Linked DNA regions of Homo sapiens: region 2 is linked to region 1. A link is a contact called in ENCODE Hi-C or POLR2A ChIA-PET data. All regions are on one chromosome and are shown on one strand. Each heading gives the region's core, a stretch centred on a gene start or an enhancer-like site at or near the end of the contact. The rest is flanking DNA. Distances are from core to core; before and after follow the strand shown. Region 1 holds the start of NAGA (alpha-N-acetylgalactosaminidase). Region 2 has its middle 29 kb from the start of TCF20.

Region 1 (7,450 bases), core at 1,919-4,418:
CTTTCCCGGCAGAGCCAAACCAGGGATGTCTCTGGGTACCTCCCTAGGGTGGGCTCCTACACAGCCCGCGAGGGCCAGCCAAGCTTTGTTGGCCACCCACCGGGCCACCGGGGTCGGCTGATTTCTGCCTCTGGAAATTACCCATTTCTGCTTCCCTGGCCTGAAACCCACCGGCAGCCCCCAGGCTCTGCACTAGTGGGTGGAGGAGGAGGCCTGCGGTGAAGGTCGCAGGAATGCACAACCAAACCCAAGAGACTGGAACTTCTGGAAGGCCCTGGAAGCCGGAGGTGTCCTCAAACATCTGCCCATGAACCTGGCTCCCGCCTCAGAGCCTTTGCCCTTGCAGTTCCTGCAGCCTAGAATGGCCTTCCTTCCCACCCCCAACCGCAGCTCCACTCCTCAGGACGCCTCTGGACACAGATTTGAGTCTCTGCTCAGTGGTCTCCTCTGGGACCATTGTAAAGCAACCTGCCCTGCAGTCTCTGTCCCATCCCTGGGGTGTTATTTCCATCAGAGCACTCACTGCTAGAGTAAACTTTCCTATGCTCATGCTTTTATTTTCTTGTTTATTGCCTGTCTCCCCTACTAAATTTTATTCAGTTAATACTGTACACCATAATAAATGTGTTAGAAGATAATAAGTGGCATGGAAAAACAGAGGAGGGTAAGGGAGATGGGAAATTGTGGGAGTAGGGAGGTTGCAATTGCAAATAGAGTGGTCAGGGTAGGCCTCACTGAGAAAGTAACATTGGACAAATACTTGAAGGAAATGAGGGAGCCAGCCATGCCAATTCCAGGCAGAGGGAACAGTCAGCGCAGTGGCCCTCAGGCCTGTTGTGCTTGAGGACCTGCAAGAAGGCCAGTGAGGCTGGGAGGCCTGGGGAGGGGCAGACAGTAGGAGGTGGGGGTAGAAGGGGTGGGATGGGGCTCTGTAAATCTGGGAGGGCTGTTACTCTAGACAGGGCTGTGAGGAGGGACCTGAGCGATTTCAAGGCATACTCTGGCTTCTGTGGTGAGAATCAATGTCAGTGGAGGCTGGAGACCAGTGAGGAGCCTGCTGCCACTATCCAGGCGAGATGTCACAAACGCGGCAAGAGCGGGGAGGGAGAGGCAGCCAGAATTAGAATGGCTGTTGAAGGTAGAGAACACAGGATTTGCTGAGGAGTTGGATGTGGGGAGTGAGGGAAAGAGCAGGCAGGACTGCACAGTTTTGGCTTGAGCACCTAGGAGAGTTGTCATTATCTGAGATGTGGAAAGTGGCCGGTGCTTGGTCTGGGTTATGTTTGAGACACCCAGTGGCCATCTGAGTGAAGGTGCTGTTGGGGCTCAGAAAGCGATGCCTAAAAATATGGCACTTGGGCATGCTGAGTACTTTGAACCAAAGGACACTGGAAGAGCCTCAGAAGCAAAGTATCTCTCTGACCTTCTCCTGCCCCCCTTCTTTCTCCTGTTTTTCTCCTGCAAGGCAGGCCATAGAAACTAAAAATCCTCCTCCCTAAGGTGAGTTATAGCAACTACAAATATTGGCTGGGCACAGTGGCTCATGCCTGTAATCCCAGCACTTTGGGAGGCTGAGGTGGGCGGATCACGAGGTCAAGAGATCAAGACCATCCTGGCCAACATGGTGAAACCCCATCTCTACTAAAAATACAAAAATTAGCTGGGCATGGTGGCGTGCGCCTGTAGTCCCAACTACTTGGGAGGCTGAGGCAGGAGAATCGCTTGAACCTGGGCGGCGGAGGTTGCAGTGAGCAGAGATCGCGCCACTGCACTCCAGCCTGGTGACAGAGGGAGACTCTGTCTCAAAAGAAAAAAAAAAAGAAAAAAAAGTAACTACAAATATTACTGGAAACATCCCCCACCTTTCTGTGTCGGGCCTGGCCATAAAGGAATTCTCTGATCTACCTTGCCTGATACTAGGTCATAAGACTCTCATTCCAGAAGGGGTCCTGCCCTCCTCCCAGCAGGAGGGAATGCCACACAGAGAGAACAAGAAGAATCCGAATCTGAACAGACATTGCTGGGTTTCCACACTCAGCTATTAACATTAAATCATTCCCTTTTGTCTAATCGCGTTTATACACAGTTGTCCATTCCTTATTCCTTTTTTTTTTTTTCTGTTGCCCGGGCTGGAGTACAGTGACACAATCACAGCTCACTGCAACCTCGACCTCCTGGACTCAAGCAATCCTCCCACCTCAGCCTCCCGAGTAGCTGGGACCACAGGCACCTGCCTGGCTTTTTAATTTTTTGTAGAGACAGGGTCTCACTATGTTGCCCAGACTGTCCTTAAATGTCTGGCCTCAAGCGATCCCCCTGCCTCAGCCTTCCAAAGTGCTGGGATTACAGGCATGAGCCACCAGACCCGGCCAGGGCTGTCCATTCTTCATCAAACCGAGACATAAAAATAAAGATTTCCCTGAGTATTTGTGTCTTCATTCCTGAAGGCTCTCAAGTCACATAAAACATTGAGTAAATCAATCTATTATGCTTTTCTCTTGCTAACCTATATTTTATTTGTAGGAGTGTCCGCTGTGACCTTTGGGATGAGTAAGGGAAAATATCACACCTTTCTGCCCCTACAATGCCCAGAACAAAGCATTTGGCACTTAGCAGTTTCTCAATAAATACTTGATGAATGAATGAAGAAGGAAGTAGCCCAGTCTGTGCGAGTAGTCCCTGAGCGTCAGGCGGGGAAGGAGAGCCGGCTGCCTTTGCGGGAGCTGTGACCGCCTGCTTTGGTGCCTCCCACGCACCCTCCTTGTAGAGACGATTAATCCCAGACTTCCATTTTCCTAGCAGCTCACTAGGCGGGCCTTGCTTCAGAGCAGTCTCTCATTTCCTCTGCACAAAGCCCTCAACCGTCCTCTGCACGGCCGCTTACTGAGCGCCCACGGTGAGCCTGGCACGATCCTTGCCCTCTTGGTCCCCACAGAGGTGGAAGGACAGGCCTCGCGGGGTCCGGGCCACGAAGGACAGCCCCGAGTCCGTTCTGCCAATGCCTGCCTCGCTAGCACGCAGGGCGGGAGCCCAGTGGGGAAGGGCTTAGGGAGGCTGGGAGGCCGGACCCATATGGGCGGGGCACAGCGTTGCTAGGGGGGATTCTGATAGGTTGCGCGAAGGGTTGCCTTCGTGAGGCCCCGCCCTCACTGGAACGCTTCGGACTTATCAGGTTACCGGATTCGAGTCAGAAGCGGCGGCAGGTCTGAACGCTTCGGTAGGATAAGTGCGGTGGGAGGGGGCTCTGCGGTTTTGGGGAGCCCAGGGCGGGAACCCGGACCCGGCTGGAAGTCCGGAGCCTGGCCGCAGCCCCGCCCCTCCGCTCTTTCTTGGTGACCTTAAGCCAGTGGCTGCCTTTTTCTGAGCCCGGGCGGGGCCGAAGGCGGCCCGTAGGCCCTCGGGACTCCCAGCACTGCAGAGGGTGTGAGGTCTGACATCCAAGACACGTTGTTTCGTATTTCTGAAGGAAGAACTGAAGCTCCGGGAAGTGATGGCTGGGGATGGGGCGGGCAACTTGGGGACCGAGTGTACGATCCACGCCTAAGGTTGAGGGCGGCCGAGCTAGCCAGGCAGCCGTGACCCCAGTGCTTTTCAGACGTTTCTTAGCTTCCAGAGCCCAACACATACAGCTGATACACGCAGACCAGATCTGGTCAGGTCCTCGGAAGCTGAGTCCAGAGCGATGCTGCTGAAGACAGGTACCTACACCGGCTGGGGTGGCTTGGAAGGGTAGGGGTGAGTGCTACAAGGAGTGCTTTGGCCCTTCTTCCCTAATGTGGGTATGTGGAGAGACAGGTTCCTCTCTCTTTTACTTAGAGCTGGGCAGGAAGGGAGGAGATGCTTCCCCATACGGGAATCATTTCTCCTTCAAAGGGGCCCTTCCTTTCTCACTTCCTCTCCCTCAAGCACAGAGGCCCTAACTGATGGATATCAGCATGTGCGGAGAACCGCCTGTACAGTCCCTACAGTAACTCCATATTACAGATAAGGAAACTGAGGCCCGAGGGGGAAAGGTCTCACTTAGGTGAGCTGATTGGGTGCCCATCCTGGCTGGCTTACTTCTTAAGCCTCTCTGAGGCCTCTTGAGGGTCTGTGGTAGAGAGCAAAGAGCTCTGGACTGGGGCTCAGGAGACCTGGAGTCTGGCCAATGGTCCCGACTTAACGATTTTTCAACTTTACTGTGGTGTGAAAGCGACGCACATTCAGTAGAAACCACAGTACGTATACAACCTGTGTTTCAGTATTCAGTAAATTGCATGAAATATTCAACAATTTATTATAAAATAGGCTTTGTGTTAGATGATTTTGGCCAGCTGTAGGCTAATGTGCGTTGTCGCACTTTTTTTTTTTTTTTTTTTTTGAGACGGAGTCTCACTCTGTCACCCAGGCTGGAGTGGAGTAGAGTGGCGCGATCTCGGCTCACTGCAACCTCCATCTCCCAGGTTCAAGCAAGTCTCCTGCTCAGCCTCCTAAGTAGCTGGGATTACAGGCACTCACCACCTCACCCCGGTATTTTTTTGTAGTTTTAGTAGAGACAGGGTTTCACCATATTGCCCAAGCTGGTCTTGAACCCCTGACTTACGGTGATCCGCCCACCTCGGCCTCCCAAAGTGCTGGAATTACAGGAGTGAGCCACCGTGCCTGGCCTGTCCACATTTTTAAGGTAGGCTAGGCTCAGCTATGATGTTTGCCAGGTTAGGTGTATTAAGTACATTTTTGACATAATATTTTCTTTTTTATTATTTTGGGATGGGGTCTCGCACTGTCACAGCCCAGGCTAGAGTTCAGTGGCACGATCTCAGCTCACTGCAGCCTCCGCCTCTGGGGTTCAAGTGATCCTCTTGCCTCAGCCTCCCGAGTACAGCGCATGCCACCACGCCTGGCTAAGTTTTTGAATTTTTAGTAGAGACAAGGTTTCACCATGTTGGCCTGACCTCAAGTGATCCACTCGCCTCGGCCTTCCAGAGCGTTGGGATTACAGGCATGAGCCACTGCATCTGGCTGATGTGATATTTTCAACTTACACTGGGCTTATGAGAACGTAGTTCCGTGGTAGGCCTAGGAGCATCTGTACTGTTAAGTTCTATATATGGGATGGGAGGAGCTGATGGGGGTTATAGGAAGGTTAGGACATAAGGTGTTAGTTTTGCTAATTCCAGCAATGCTGTGGTGACGGCCAGACCTCAAGCCACTGCCTGGCCCAGGCACCATCCTCCCACTTACTGCTTTGCAAGAGCCAGCCATTGCAGGAAGAGCCAATTCTACCCTAAACCCAGGAGTCCAGTTTCCCTTATATATAGGCAGGCAGCCTCTGTAGGGCTGAGCAACATACAGATGGGGTGGGATGAGGGCTGGAGCTGTGGGGGCAACTGATAGTCACCATCCCCTCCTCCCTTGCCCCCTAGTGCTCTTGCTGGGACATGTGGCCCAGGTGCTGATGCTGGACAATGGGCTCCTGCAGACACCACCCATGGGCTGGCTGGCCTGGGAACGCTTCCGCTGCAACATTAACTGTGATGAGGACCCAAAGAACTGCATAAGGTGAGTAAGGTCCACACTCACCTGATGAGCCTTGCCCAGGGCCCTGCAGATTCGGGGGCAGGAAGTGGAGAGTCCACTAGAAAAGAGGGCAAGGTCAGAGTTCTCCATCCCAGAGACTGCAGCCAGAAGTCACTCGGACTGTCTGACACCTAGCCCCATGACCTGTCTGGAGCCTCTGCAGGGACTCTCAGGCCCCAACCTGGTCACGAGGCAGGGACCTTACATGGACCCAGCCCCTGAGATAACTCTTAGAAGGTCAGGCCAGGCCCCCTGTACTTCCCCTGACCCAGTCCTGCCTTTTAGCCTGGGGCCAGCCACTCCTTTCAAGCCAGCTTGCTTATGGCTCATCGCACAATCTCTGGTGGTCATTTACACTGATACCTGGCTTAGGGCTCAGCAAGGTCATGGTTTTTATAGCCCAGATTCAATCAGAGCTGAGGCAGGGTGTGGGTGAGGGCCGGGCTGGGTCCCTGAGCTACCCCATCCCTCTGCCCCTCACTAGTGAACAGCTCTTCATGGAGATGGCTGACCGGATGGCACAGGATGGATGGCGGGACATGGGCTACACATACCTCAACATTGATGACTGCTGGATCGGTGGTCGCGATGCCAGTGGCCGCCTGATGCCGGATCCCAAGCGCTTCCCTCATGGCATTCCTTTCCTGGCTGACTACGTGAGCCGCACCCCAGCCCTGCCCTTGGCCTCAGGGCTAGACCACTCCTTTCACCCTACCTCGCTTAGGGCTCACTTACATGATTGAGATCTCACAGTCTAGTGGGGGAAACAGACAAATGAACACCGACTTTTGGCCTATTCTGTTGAGTGAGAGCCAGAAAGGGCATCTCACACAGCCTGGTATTCTAGGAAGGTTCCCTGGAGGAGGCATTTCTTGAGCTGAGCCCAGAGAGATGGCATTGGAGGCAGAGAGGATGGCAGGAGCAAAGGCCTAGGGGCAAGAAACAGCCGCTGGGAGGTGTGTGTTGGGGGAGAGGTGGGCCATCATGGGCAGAGGCCGGGCCAGCATGCTGGGACCATCTCCTTTGGTCCGTGGGAGCCACTGGAGGTTTAATGGGACGGGGTCAGATATGCCTTGAGGAGGCTCCTTGAGGGTCCTGCTTGAGCCCACTGTGTCCTCAAACCCCCACAGGTTCACTCCCTGGGCCTGAAGTTGGGTATCTACGCGGACATGGGCAACTTCACCTGCATGGGTTACCCAGGCACCACACTGGACAAGGTGGTCCAGGATGCTCAGACCTTCGCCGAGTGGAAGGTAGACATGCTCAAGCTGGATGGCTGCTTCTCCACCCCCGAGGAGCGGGCCCAGGGTGAGTTACGCAGCTGGCTGGGGCACGTAGGCAAACGGGGAGGGTGGCCATGGAGACCCACCCAGCGCCCACCTGGCTGAGCTTCCCAATTCCCCCTACCCAGGGGTTAGGGGGATTGTGGCTCCCAGGCTCCCTAAATATGAGTGGCAGCATAGCCCACCCTGGAAGCATTTGAGGCTCTGGGTATGTGGGGAGGCACCTACTGTTTGGAGCTTGTTTCTTCACATCTGTTGGGAAAAGGTCTGGGCTAAGGCCCCAGACTGCCTCCTGCACTTCCTCAGGACTGAAACAGGTTGGGCTTTCTCTAGGGTACCCCAAGATGGCTGCTGCCCTGAATGCCACAGGCCGCCCCATCGCCTTCTCCTGCAGCTGGCCAGCCTATGAAGGCGGCCTCCCCCCAAGGGTAAGCCATTCTGCCCCCTGCCTGATGGCGCTTCCCACACCCAGGCCTCCTTACCTCCTGAGTGCCAGGCTTCAGGGACGGGGCCTTCCAGAGCCAGGGCTGCTCTCACCACAGGTGCCCATATGGTGATTTGTAGGTGTCTAGAGACCTACATTAAGTAGCCGCAAAGAGCAGGTGGGC
Region 2 (6,798 bases), core at 1,041-3,540, 230 kb before region 1:
AGACATCCAGGAATCCCACCAAGCAAGGACAGGGATGAAAGAGGCCGGTCTCTGTCTTTGCCTTCCACTGGCTGGTGACCTTGGCAAAGCCTCCTCTCCTGGCCTTGGTTTCTTCCTCTGTGAAAGGGGCATGGCTAGTGGCCTCCCTGCATGGCTTGGAGGCCAGTGGGTGGGGTGGGAGCTCTTTGAGGGTAGAGGAACGTGCCTCTCACCTCCCCCACCAAGGCTGCCTCTGTACGCTCAGCCCCCGCCCTTTGCTGTCCATGGCTGGAATTGAGAGAGAAGGCTGCCCACTCTATGGGTCCCCACAGAGACCGTCTCTTTTGTCCTAGAGACCCCCAGCTGCAGCCACCACCAGCCTGAGTGCCATCTAGTGTCAGTCCTGACTGTTGTGGGAGCCCCGGTCTCAGTTTCCCCATCTGGAGAAGGGGACTCAACACCCGATAGTGCCCTTAAGGCAGCATCAAGGCACCTGCCCAGTGAGGGGCCCCTCAGCTCTCCCAGACTGGCCCCTTTGCCTCCTGTCCCATTAGCTGTCCCTCCTTTGCCGGCTCTTGCTCTGGGCTAAGAGGTGGGTCTGTGCCATGCAGACCCATCAGGGGGTTCTCTCCCAGCTCCTCCAAGAGGCCTTTCCTCTGGGGGCTTAGGTTGAGGGACCTGCCTGAGGTCGTCCAGCTGTACTTGCGAGCCCTGGGCCCGGAATCCAGGCCTGCCGGCCCTGAGTCTTGCTCACACCAGCCCCCGTGGCCGTCCAGCCAAGCGGCTGTGCACTGGAGTGCTCCTCCTCGGAGAACTGAAATCTACCAGGGGAATGGCTGCCCATCTGCTCGGGTTTTGCCCGCTGGCAGTGAGAAAGGGAGTCCCCTGTTCCCCACGACAGACTTCAGGGAGCCAAGGGACGCAGCCAGGTCTCCCCAGCCTGCAAACATTGCTTCCCACCTTCCCTCCCTTGCTGCTCCCAGACCCCTCCCAAAGGTTTCCATTGCCCTGGAGCTACGCCAGGGAGCTCTGTCACCTTTGGCATGGCTCTTGCAGACACCTCCGCCTGTCGAATCACTTTGACTTAGGAAGCCCTGCTTTCTCCACCTCTGGGCCTGTGTGCATGCCACCTCCTTGGCTGGGAACAGTGTCCCCTCCTGTCCTCACCTTGCAGGTGGATTCCTCTTTGGAGGGACCAGGCCACGTGCCTTACCCAGTCCAGCCCCCACCATAGCCCCCTCACCCTGTGGTGGTGGTTGTGTGGTCACGTCTGTCTCCCCAAGGTGCACGCCTTGTCTGTCTGGCTCTCCTCTGTCTCCCTGGGGCGTGGCACAGAGTAAGTGCTCAGCAAACACTTGTTGAACCTATGAATGACTCCATCCTCGCCTTGTCCTGACAGCCCCATAGTGAAGATCTGAGCCGACCTCTCTCCTGCTTACACACCTCCAACGGCTCCCTAGTGCCCGCAAGATAAACTTCCGCATTTCTGAACCCCCACATCCACCTCCTCCCAGCCTTGCCTCTGGCTTCCAGCAGCCATTTACACCTCCACCCTGGTAAGTGCAGATGCCATGCTCTGCCCTAGGACCTTCCTTTGGGGAGACTCCCCTACCGCCACCCTACAGAGGTAGCTGCTTCCTCCTTGGAGGCCACACCTCTCTATCCTAAACACCCTCCCCTGTCCTGGCCTCTGAAGGTGGGGTTAAGGCTGACTCAGGGCCTTGGGGAGCAACAGAAGAATGAATGGTTGAATGCATGGTGCATTCTGCAGGTGGGGCTCGGGGGAGGGGAAGCTGCCCAGGTCTTGGCAGGGGGAGGAGGGAATGTCAGGAGTGGATAGGGAGGATGGGCTGAGCAGAGGCAAAGGCAGAGAGGCAGGCCTGGGTTAGTCATCAGGGTGATGAGTGGGGCTGAGTGTGTTGGCCCTGGGCTGGACGAGGGGTTTTCTGAGACCCTCCCCTGCCACTAACCTCCCTATACTTCCCTTTCCCAGCAGCCACAGCCCTGCCCCTTGGGCTGCTGACCGCAGGAGGCTTCAGGCATGGGAGTCCTGAGACCCCAAGTCTTAGCCCGCACCCCTTGAGCACTCACTGTGTGTGTCCCTGAACAAGTGCCTTTCCCTTCCTGGGCCTCAGTGCCCCCTGGGAAACAAAAGCGTTGCTGCCCACCATCAGAAGTGGGAGGTGACCGAGGTTCTGGGCCCCAGTCAGGACATGCTCTATTTGGCCCATGTGGCGCTTTTTTTCTTTTTTTTTTTAGTTTGAGCCAAAATTAAAACAGGGAAGTTTTCACATACAAATCTAGATTTCTGGCTTCTGTTGATATCTGGGCTGGCCCAGCCACGAGCTCTCACCGGCAGGAGTAGCTGGGTGGTCTTCACTCTTGGCCACCTGCCCAGCCTCCTAGCAGAGGCCCCAAAGCCCTGCCGCTCTCCTTGGGGGAACAGGTTTCAAAACCTGCCTCCCCTTACCCTGCCTTGAGATAAAACCGCATTCCCCTAACCCCCTGATATTCCAGACAATCTGCCTCGTTTTAAAATTCCTTCAGCAGCCCCAGGCCCAGCGGCTTCTACCAGCGAAGGAACGAAGGAACGAAAGGAACCAGGCTGCACGTGACTGCTTTGCGGCTGGGGAAGGCTTTGATGTTGCGGGTGATTTCAGCGCGCCCCTCCCCCTCCCCCTCCCCGCCCTTCCTTCCCCTCCTCTCCTTTCTTCCTCTGCTCCCTTTCCCCCTCCTCCTCCACCCGCTCCAAGCTTCCCTTCTACCCCTTTCTGTCTTTTCCCTCCTCCCTCCTCCCCTCCGCTTCCTTCTCCCCCTTCTCTCTTCCCCTCCCCCATCCCCACCACTTCCTCCTCCTCTGCTATTCTCTCTTACCGACCCCACTCCAGGTACCTGCTAATTGCACTTCCCTCCTGCTATTAATTACCTGACCTAGAGAGACCCCAGCCAGGTCACTCCTAGGAGGTCTTGAAGTGTTGGGGTGCGGGCAGGGGGGCCTGCGTTCGGGGAGAGGTACAGAGGTTGGAGAGCTGCTAGCTGGGACAGAAAGGCAAGAGGGACTGGTGACCAGTGGGACATGTGATTCCCCTCCACCCCCATTCCAGTTCCTCGGGGTTCCTGGGTGACCCACCACTGCCAGCATGTTCTGTTCATGAGGCCTTGAGGCCCCTTTGTCCTGGGGGAAATTGAGGCCCCAGGGCATTGGAGGTTGGCTAGGAGTGGGGAGGGGAGATGGGAGAGAGAGTCCATGGGGAGGGAGAGCAAGGTAAGGACTGTGTGAGAGGCAGATGGAGAGAGTGCCAGAGCAGGGGGCTGGATGTGGGGAGAGGGGCTGGGAAGGACCCTCAGTTCCTGCACCCCCAGCCAGACATGGCCTCACCTCCTTGCCGCCGTCCTCCCTGTGATTGTCCTCTGGGCTCACTGGTTGCTCTTGCTGTCTGCCTACCGCCCCCTTGCCCCCATCCTCCCGTGCCTTCTAAAGGCCAGAGAAGCCTGCAGGGCCAAGTCCAGATTTTTGGGGGTACCCCTCCAGGTCTCCGTTCCCCTCCACAGCAGGGGTCTGGGCAGGCGGTGGGTGTGGGAACCCTTGGAGCCCACCCATCACTGCCATGGTTATTCTCTGTTTCAGTTGGTCCACAGCTTCTAAGGCTGAGGACACACCAGTGGGTGCCTCCTCTGTGCTGGCCGTGGTGCCCGGCCCCTCCCTGCCCTGGGCCCTCTCGTCCTCCCCCGACTTGAGGCAGGGATGGCTCCTGGAGGCCGGGGCATTGGGCACGCTGGTTCTGGACTGTCCTGGGGAAGGCCTGGTGGGGAGGGGACTGCCTGCTGCTCTGGCCTCCAGGCTCTGGCCCATCCCTGCTGTGGTTTCTTTGGTCAAATTTGTCATCTAGGTGGGTGTCCCCACAAAAGGCAAGTGCAGAGATAGATGAAATTAGGGCAAACTTGCGACCATGCCAGCTGGTAGGCCTACTATGTGCCCAGCTATCCACAGGGGATGTGAGAGTGTTGCCTGTCCCACTGCCCCCTCCCCCAGCACCATCCGTGCAAAGATGAAGAGCCCAGGCTCAGGGAAGTGCCGAGACTTGACAGCAGGGCTGGGACCCAGGCCTTCTGCTTCGGGGTTCTGGGCAGGATGGTCTTCAGTGATAGCCAAGGAGGCTTCGGCCCTGGAGTCACCACCCCGGCATGTGCCTTGTTTTCCTCCTTGAAACCATAGTGACACTACTCCTGTCTCCCTAGAATAACTTCTCAGCAGCAGCTGCTGTCGCCTTCCACACCCAATGGGTGCCCCAACAACAGTCGGCCCTTTGGGTCAATCGCCCATGTGCCCACCTTCACCTACCCTCTCTCCAGGAGCACCTCCGCTGATGTCAAACCCTGCCTGTCCTCACTCATCCCCTGCTCCATCTCAGTTCTTGGATGAGTCGCTGGAAGCTGAGCCTTGGCTCTGGCTGAGGGCTCAGCCCTCCTCCGGGCTAGGGAATCTGGTGATAGGAGCACCAGGGCCCTGGGATTTGTGCCCTGATCAGCTGTGTGACTTTGGGCAAGTCACTGGCCCTCTCAGGACATGTGAGAAATGGAGACAGTGGTGATGCCTTCTCTCCCATGGGTTTGCTTTGAGTCTATTGAGAAGACAGATGCTGAAAAGCCCCACCACTTTGTACAGATGTGAGCAGCTGGGCTGAGCGGTCACCTTTGCACCCCCAGGCCCAGCCCTGAAACCAGCACATGTTCATCCTTGCCTGCTCTGCATGGGTGCCAGAGAGGAGCCCTGCTGTGAACCCTCCATGTGTTCCTTCCACCCTGGGTCTCATCTCCTCACCATCAGCCAGGAATGCTGGGCCCTGCCTGACAGGGGCCCCAGCTGGTGGGGGGATGCGACCCGAGGCCTTCTGTTGTGGTTTGTGGGGCAAGAGGGGAGTCCACACACATTTGTCTGAATTGTGTGGCTCAAGATTCTCTCTGGCCAGTATTTCCTAAGTCTGCCTGGTCTGGGTTGGGAGAAGAGGTTATGAAGGGGAAGCTCCTGGGGGCTGAGCTCGAGGCTCAGGGATCATGGGCTTTCATGGCTGACCCTGTGAACTGCCCCTCCCCAGTGTCTGGCCCCTCCAGCCCAGCCATGGGGCTCACCCAGCTGTGCCCTTGGAGGGTGCTCAGGAGGCAGTGGGGGATGGGAGAAGGTTGGGAGGGGCTCTGATGAGTTCTTGTTGCTGGTAAAAAGAAGGCACAACCAGTGTCCTTAGATTTACCGTCTAATGCAAATGAGGACCCACTCCTCATTCTTGCCGCTCCATGAATATGACCAACCCTTAAGCCAGCTAGGGAGTCTGACCTCTGCTCAGGCCTGGCAGGGGACAGGAAGTAGCTCCTCACCTGTTTTTCTTTTTTCAGCCCCCTGGTCAGTTCTACAGCGTAGCCCTCTCTGATCATGCCCATTTTCCAGATGGGCAGCCTCCTTGCCCAAGGTCGCCCAGCTGGGCCATCCATTGTGGGTATGGGCACTGAGGCCTGCCTGAACCAGTAGTGCATAGGGGTTGGGACACAGGTTCTGGGGCCCAAGTTTAAACTGACTTCTCCAGTTTGCTGTGTGGTTCTGGGTGGGTTACTGCACCTCTCTGAACTCAGTTGCCACATCTGTAGAGTGGGTTTAACTATAGCACCTTCCTTTGGAGAGATGTCAGTGCCGGAGTGCATGGAGCACCTGGCATGGAGTGAGTGCTTGCTGAGTGTCAGCTGTAGTTGCTGCTGTTTTTACTGTTATTTGACTTGAAAATCTCCCCCTGCTCCTCGTGCTGCTTTCTCATTCGCGAAAAGCTGAGCTGAATAAATGGCGACGGGGCCTCCTGGGTCCCCCTGCAGCGTGATTACATCCCTGAGCCCTGCTTGGGGCTGGCATCAGCAGGGCCCCCTTGTGGCTCGGGTGGTGAGGAGAAACTTGGCCCTGTCGCACTGCCTGGCTGGAGCCCTGTTTGGGGGTGGGGGTCTCAGCCCTGCCTGGCCTGCCTCCCGGCTGACAGCTCGGGCACTGTGAGCTGGCTGCCAGCCAAGCTGCTTCCTCTCTGGCTGGCTGGCATCCCGGGCCCAATGCCAGGGGGCCGGCTGGTGGGCAGCAGCTCGAACGCCGCAGGGCTGTGATCCCGGCCAGGAGACTCCAGGCAGGGCTGGGTGTTGGGGCCTCCAACTGCCCCTCATGGCCCTTGGGGAGCCGGGCACAGCTGCACTGGCTCTCGGCACCACCCCCAAGTTGGCGCCGTTGCAGGTTTGCAAAGCAGCAGCAAAGAGTGCAGCCAGGGCAGTGGGAGCTGTTCACATCCTCAGGCCTGTCTCACAGGGTCAGACACTGAGCCAGTACTTGCTGAGTGTCCATGTGTCCAGGGCCTGTGCTGGGGGTCAAGGACACAGCATCCCGTTCGCTGAGGCCTGGCTCGGGGAGGCCAGGCTGCTGCTGAAGATGATGATGGTGGTCATGATGGTGATCCTGCACTGCCAAGCACTCACCTGCCAGGCAGGGGTCTAAGTCCTGACACATCTTCACTCGGTAGTCCTCACAAAACTCAGATGGGCTAAGGACTGTTCTTACCCCCATTTTACGGATGAGGAAACAGATCCATCTATAGCTAGAAAACGGGGAAGGCAAGATTGGAACCCCAGCTTGCTGGCTTCAAAGTCCATGCCCTCAGTGATGCCCAGGGTCTTGTGGAGGGCAGCCTGTACCATGTGGGAACTGGTCACGCTGTGTGGAAAGCCTGCCTGGAGGAGGAGGGGATGGGTATATGGGTTGGGGCTGAAGGCTGCACAGGATTTCTGCTGCTGAGGTGG

Evidence for each region. A loop is a pair of places that touch in the nucleus more often than their neighbours do. ChIA-PET counts read pairs that join two places held with the same protein, here RNA polymerase II (POLR2A). Pooled maps may share reads with other maps.
Region 2: a pooled map shows a loop between it and region 1 (2.7-fold over the local background). The contact joins the enhancer-like site here to the promoter of NAGA in region 1. A Hi-C loop is called at or near these places in 4 of 50 pooled maps. POLR2A ChIA-PET finds 5 or more read pairs at or near these places in 6 of 52 experiments (GM10248, MCF 10A, activated B cell and 3 more).

The regions. Positions count from the first base shown.
Region 1 is chr22:42,066,530-42,073,979 of GRCh38, reverse strand. It overlaps NAGA (alpha-N-acetylgalactosaminidase), which reads left to right and starts at 3,168. Exons shown (of 9, transcript NM_000262.3): 1 at 3,168-3,698; 2 at 5,406-5,541; 3 at 6,044-6,215; 4 at 6,690-6,867; 5 at 7,176-7,270. The coding sequence starts at 3,683. RefSeq lists enhancers at 1-412, 2,858-2,907, 5,263-6,132, 6,133-7,003, 5,867-7,066 and 1 more and a silencer at 3,088-3,387.
Region 2 is chr22:42,295,828-42,302,625 of GRCh38, reverse strand. It overlaps a transcript of TCF20 not described here. Among named protein-coding and RNA genes, the nearest start is that of TCF20, 29 kb to the right of the region's middle. RefSeq lists enhancers at 1,239-1,288, 1,299-1,408, 810-1,488, 1,489-2,167, 2,079-2,308 and 2 more. Within about 2 kb of position 2,290, at least 9 of the 41 ENCODE cell types and tissues checked have a DNase peak (open chromatin) inside an H3K27ac peak, as active enhancers do.